Linked DNA regions of Homo sapiens: region 1 is linked to region 2. The links are chromatin contacts, found by Hi-C in ENCODE. All regions are on one chromosome and are shown on one strand. The core of a region is the stretch at or near the end of the contact, and the rest is flanking DNA. Distances in the headings are between cores, read along the strand shown. Region 1 overlaps RORA (RAR related orphan receptor A). Region 2 overlaps RORA (RAR related orphan receptor A).

Evidence for each region. A loop is a pair of places that touch in the nucleus more often than their neighbours do. Pooled maps may share reads with other maps.
Region 1: a loop to region 2 is called in a map of CD4-positive, alpha-beta memory T cell, with 3 times the contacts of the local background. The contact joins two enhancer-like sites. A Hi-C loop is called at or near these places in 1 of 168 maps with a recorded cell type or tissue (CD4-positive, alpha-beta memory T cell), 9 of 37 single-sample maps with no recorded cell type and 12 of 50 pooled maps.

What each region holds. Positions count from the first base shown.
Region 1 is chr15:60,794,175-60,796,944 of GRCh38, forward strand. The region is part of intron 1 of RORA (RAR related orphan receptor A); the gene reads right to left. Among named protein-coding and RNA genes, the nearest start is that of RORA-AS4, 32 kb to the left of the region's middle. RefSeq lists an enhancer at 2,024-2,203. Within about 2 kb of position 1,462, at least 2 of the 41 ENCODE cell types and tissues checked have a DNase peak (open chromatin) inside an H3K27ac peak, as active enhancers do.
Region 2 is chr15:60,506,423-60,509,258 of GRCh38, forward strand. All of the region lies in intron 5 of RORA (RAR related orphan receptor A), which reads right to left. All of the region lies in intron 2 of RORA-AS1 (RORA antisense RNA 1), which reads left to right. Among named protein-coding and RNA genes, the nearest start is that of RORA-AS1, 29 kb to the left of the region's middle. RefSeq lists an enhancer at 1,751-1,860. Within about 2 kb of position 1,514, at least 3 of the 41 ENCODE cell types and tissues checked have a DNase peak (open chromatin) inside an H3K27ac peak, as active enhancers do.

The DNA.
Region 1 (2,770 bases), core at 212-2,711, 290 kb after region 2:
TATTTACAAATACTGGCATAAATGAAATAAAGGTCTGACTAAAACAGAAAATCTCAAAGCCCAACACTATTGCTTTAATGAAGAGAGTAGAGAAAGGCTGAATAATCTGCTGTTTCACCGCGTTCTTGAGAAACCTTTTCTCCCTCCTGCACACATATTCCATGTTTAATCTTCCTTTTTTAATTTGCTCCCATTACCCAACTTATAGCACATAATGAAGTATACATATCACCTGTGTTTTCAAATGGCTTTTAGATAGATTTGAACATGGTCACCAGAGAACCATTACACCTGTGTGTATGCTGCCCTTTGGAAGAAAAACGACCATAAAGTCCTAGGGAAAAATACTGGGTGCATACCACTGAGCCAAAGCTTGCTTTTAGATATCCAAAGCTTGCTTTTAGATATCCAAACCTCCACTGACGTCACCAGCTAACTGAGTCCCCAATATCCCTATGAGCTGCCTGCAGGTTTCCGACAGCAAAATCCAATACATGTTCAAAATGGCAATCATTAATTTCTAAACGATTGGCCACTGTTTGTTGAATAACAGTACTTCTATTCTGATAGGGTGGAGTTATCATTCAACCAGAGGCAGAGAAAAAGCACCTGGCTTCCTTACTTGCTTTCTGTTTAGAAGGGTGCTGTGCCTCATGCGCCCATATCCTAGGGCTCACTGCTCACAAGCACCGTAGGCCTGGAGTTCTGCCTGTCCACTTTCTGTCCTTCAACCACACAAATGTGGAAAATGGGTGGTGCTGAGATTCTGCCCTCAGAGGGGTTCATTTCAAAACAAATCCTGGACCTTAGTTGCTAAAATGCGACACCCCTTCCCACTGCTTCTCAATTACATAAAAACCTCAAGAAACCTACCATAAGCACTGGCATTTATAATCTATCACCATTTTGCTATGCATATAGGGTGATATCAGGTATCCAAAATCCCCACACACTAGATGTATGCCACCTCAGGAACCGGGAAAAAGAGTCCTTACCTCTGAAGAACCAACCTGAAGTTTGTGGTTGGTGGTGGAGACAGCCATAGAGAGAATTCAAAATGGCAACCCGAAGTCAATGTTTCAAATGGGCTATTCACCTTCTGTAGGCTGGCAGGAGCTCTTCACCTTTACTCCTGTGCTCACCACGAAACAACAAGAGCAGCAGCAGCAAATAAAACCCCAACTCAAAATGGGCTGCTTGAGATGTAGAATTTGCTTTTATATTCTTCTTCTCTAAACTGTGTTGGAAAGGGCAGCCAAACCCCGGGAGAGTATTTTTGAGCTAAGAATTTGACAACTGTTTAGACTGGAAGCTCCCTGAGGGAAGGCTCAGTCTTTAAACTGTATTTCGCTGAGGCACAGTTTGATACCATGGTGGTATATGGTAGCTAATATGATGCAATGATGAAGGAGGGATCTCAAACAGCCACTGATCTCCTAATATCACAACTTCAAACAGCTTCCTGCCCTCCCTCCCTCCATGGTGAGTAAGGCAGAAACAACAGGTTGATTTGTCAACCACAGACAATCAGAGGAGGCCTTCCTTATGGCGCCTCCCTATATATGGCAACTCCCCTCACCTAGCCCACCATTCTCCCCTCACCTCCATCCCTACCAGATGTGACATGCCTTGTAGACTGTAAGGCACTGCACCACCATAAAACATTACATAAGACAAAGTAATGTAATGGAGATAACTTTGGGAAATTACCCAAAAGGCCTCATGCCTCGGTTTCTTCAGCTTTCAAATGGGGATCATACTACCTGATGTCTTGCCTACATTACAGGATCATTGTGGGTATCAAAATGTGTAAAGCCTATGCAAATATAACCATCATCATTATAACATTTTCTTAACCTTTGCATCCTCAAAAAAGGGAAGTGCAAAGTGAATGTGTGGTTCTTGACAGAACTGAAAGAAGCCTGAAGTAGGAGTGAGACAGGCCTTAGCTGTGGTTCTGCCACGTCTCCTCCTGGGTGCGGGAACCAGGCTCTCTGCTCTCAGTGCCTCTCTGTATCACAGTGAGGGTGGTATTCTAGCTCTGCTGGGAGACACAGAATGTATGCTGGAACAGGCTTGAGCTCAAGAGCTTCCCCATGCACACGACTCTCCAGGCACTCACCCTTTTGACTTCCCCACATGGAGAAGCCTGATTCTAAACTTGGAGAGGTAATGAGACCTAGCAGGTCAGGCTGGGCCAGCCCATGGCAGTGACCAGGTCGGTATAAGCTTTTCACCTCTGAAAATCTTTAAACTATTTGGGAAAACAAATTACTCTGAAAGAAAATCAGACAGATACCACTTTATACCCACTAGGATGGCTATCCACCCCCCGCCAAAAAAAAAAAGAAATAAAATAACAAGTGTTGGTAAGGAAACTGGAAACCTTATGTGTACATGCTGGTTGGAATATAACGTTGTCACTATGTAAAGCAATTTGGTAGCCCCTCAATAAATCAAACATAGAATTATCATATGATCATATAATCCAGCAATTTCACTCCTAGGTATATACCCAAAAGAACTCAAAGAAAGTGTTCAAAGAAAAACTTGTATGCAAATCTTCATAACAGCACCGTTCACAATTGGAAAAAGGTAGAAACAACCTCAATTTCTCATCAACTGATGAGTCGATAGACAAAATGTGGTACATTCATACAAAAGAATATTATTCAGCCACAAAAAAAAGAATAAAGGACCCATACAGGCTACATCCTGGATGACCCTTGAAAATATTATGCTCAGTGAAAGAAGCCAGTCACAAAAGGCC
Region 2 (2,836 bases), core at 264-2,763:
AAGAAGTTTTCTCTAGGAGCTTGTAATCTGGTGAACACGTATGAACACACTGGAAGGACAATTCAAGTCTAGATAATAAGGTATAAAGTTGAATTACAGAAGAAGAGAAAGAAAAAAGTAATTGAAGCTGTCAGAAAAGGAAGAGATTGGCTGGGTGTGGTGGCTCACGCCTGTAATCCCAGCACTTTGGGAGGCTGAGCTGGGCAGACCACTTGAGGTCAGGAGTTCAAGACCAGCCTGGCCAACATGGTGAAACCCTGTCTCTATTAAAAATACAAAAAAAAATTGGCGTGGTGTTGGCTGTCTGTGATCCCAGCTACTTGAGAGGCTGAGGCAGGTGGATCACCTGAGGTCAAGAGTTCGAGACCAGCCTGGCCAACATCATGAAACCCTGTCTCTACTGAAAATACAAAAATTAGCTGGGCGTGGTGGCGGGTGCTTGTAATCCCAGCTACTTGGGAGGCTGAAGCAGGAGAATCGCTTGAACCTGAAAGCTGGAGGTTGCAGTGAGCCGAGATCACACCACTGCACTCCAGCCTGGGCAATAGAGCGAGACTCCCTCTTAAAAAAAAAAAAAGAAAATTATATCTGGGGAAATGGAACAAGCAGTTTTGTGCTTGGTGTATTGGAGCACAGAGAAGCTCAGGCAGGAGGACCACATAGAAGGCTGCTAGAATCTAGATGCCAGGAACTAACAATTTGGAGCAGCTTGGTAATAATTGTTCTGGAAGGGAAGGATGATTAAAGAAGTATTTTTTAAAAGAATTGACAAAATCCCATGAATATAAAACCATATCAAAAAATGATCCCTCTCCCTAGGGTTTTGAGTATAGAATAGGCAAGTCATTTTAAAAGAACGGTGCTGAATGCAAACTTGGCAACACTAGGGAGAATATCTTTTTGTTTGGAAATTTGTTACTGCTTTTGTCAAACAGAAGCAGACTTGTTTGTGTGAAAACAGAGCAGGTTCACCTAAATGGAGCTGGAAACCAGAATCTCCTTAGAGACACTGAAACATAATAAACCTGAATGGCCCTACTTGGCAACACATAGACACTAAAACAGCATGAATAAATAACATAAAAAATAAAACACAAATAAAAGAACAAATGTAAAGGAAAGAATGAGAAACTGAGAGTGAGAGAGAGAAGCCAGTAAATTACATGTCTTAGAATCAATGACGCTGGAGAATAGGTGAGTAAAGACAAAAATAATGGGGAGTAAGAAACAAGAAAATACATAAATAAGGTAGTGAACTACCTCTTTTGGAAAGAACTCTCACTATATAAGGTCGTTTCTAGAATGTAAACCAATTTTTGCCGATAAAAAAATGATGAAGATGAAGAGTCTTCGCAGGGAAGTAGGGGGGGATGCTGTGGAGTGAAGGATGAGAAGAGGCTCATATCATTTCCTTCCAGGTTATGTTTCATTTCTAGTTAATAAGATACTTAGCATCTTGTGGTTTCACTTTGTCTTAAGAAACTGTGGCCACTTATCCCTACCTATTTAAAACAGCCAATAAAAAGTGAGACAACAAATCATGCAGTGTACCTGACATACCAGTAGAGGGCAGTGGTTGCATTCACACCATCTGCTCACCAACAGCCTTTCATTCCAATTCATAGTCGATTTGGCAAGTGTAAGATTTTAGACACTTTGCTATTTTTAAATCTCCATTTCAGCAAAGGCGAGTATGGTCAGGCTGAATAAAATTCGAGAATTTAAGCGTGGTCTCTCAGATAAAGTCTGGAATAGTGAAATACCTTGGGCTAGGAGTTAGGAGACCTGGCTTCTGTCTGAGCTCAGCAGATAATCTATAGTCTACCTCACTTTGTGACTGGGGCAAGTCATGTGCCCCAACCATGACTGCTTCAGCAATACAGCCAGCGCCTCGATACTTCAGATGGGAAGTCCTCGCTTCTGAGTTAGTCACAGATTTTCATAGTGGGAAGGAACTTTAGATAGCATCTGGTCCAAACTGTCCTTGTTTAACAAATAATAATGACATTAATAATTATGATAGCAGTTAACACATATAGCATTCACTATATGCCAGTCCCACATAATTTGTGTCTATCCTGAATATGTATGTTTTCTCACTTAATCCTTATAACAACCCCAAGAGAAAGGTACTAGTATTATCTCCATTTTACAGAGGAGGAAACTGAACCACAGTGAAGTGACTTCTTCAAGGTGTCACAGCTGGCAAGTAGCAGAGCTATGATTCAGACACAGACCTTTATATTCTAGGAGTAGAGAAACTACAGCTCGCAGATGTTACGTGGTGTATACTGGGTTGTATAACTTATATTAATGCCAGGACCACAACCCATATAAGCGGATTTCTTGTCTCATGCTTTGCCCAGTATATCAGCTGTTTCTCCTGCGCAAAGCTTTAGATATCAATTATAGTAACAAACCTAATTTGCACTTAAAACCTAGGTCGTTTATCTGGAATGTCTAATTCAGGTACTAATTGTACACCAAGGGCAAAATTTCCTAGCCAAGGATGAAGTCATATTTTTCACTAAAAGTAATAGGTTGTGCATACTACACTTGAAAGAGAGAATTGGACTTAGGATGTGTTGGTTTATAATTTATTTTCCTATTATACAATTGGTTTCACTTGTTTAAAATCTGATGACAAAGTTTAGCCTAAAATGAAGTCAAGAGTCTTAGTTAAAGAGATAGCAGGCTTTAAGCCCCAAAAGAAATACCAGGGAAATTTAAGTAGCTTTGGAGAAGCAGCAACAAGACTTGGGCCACTTTCATGATACTCTTAGCTCCCTGAAACACTTTGCATGTATAAATGGGATAAGAGAATTAGAGCCCAATT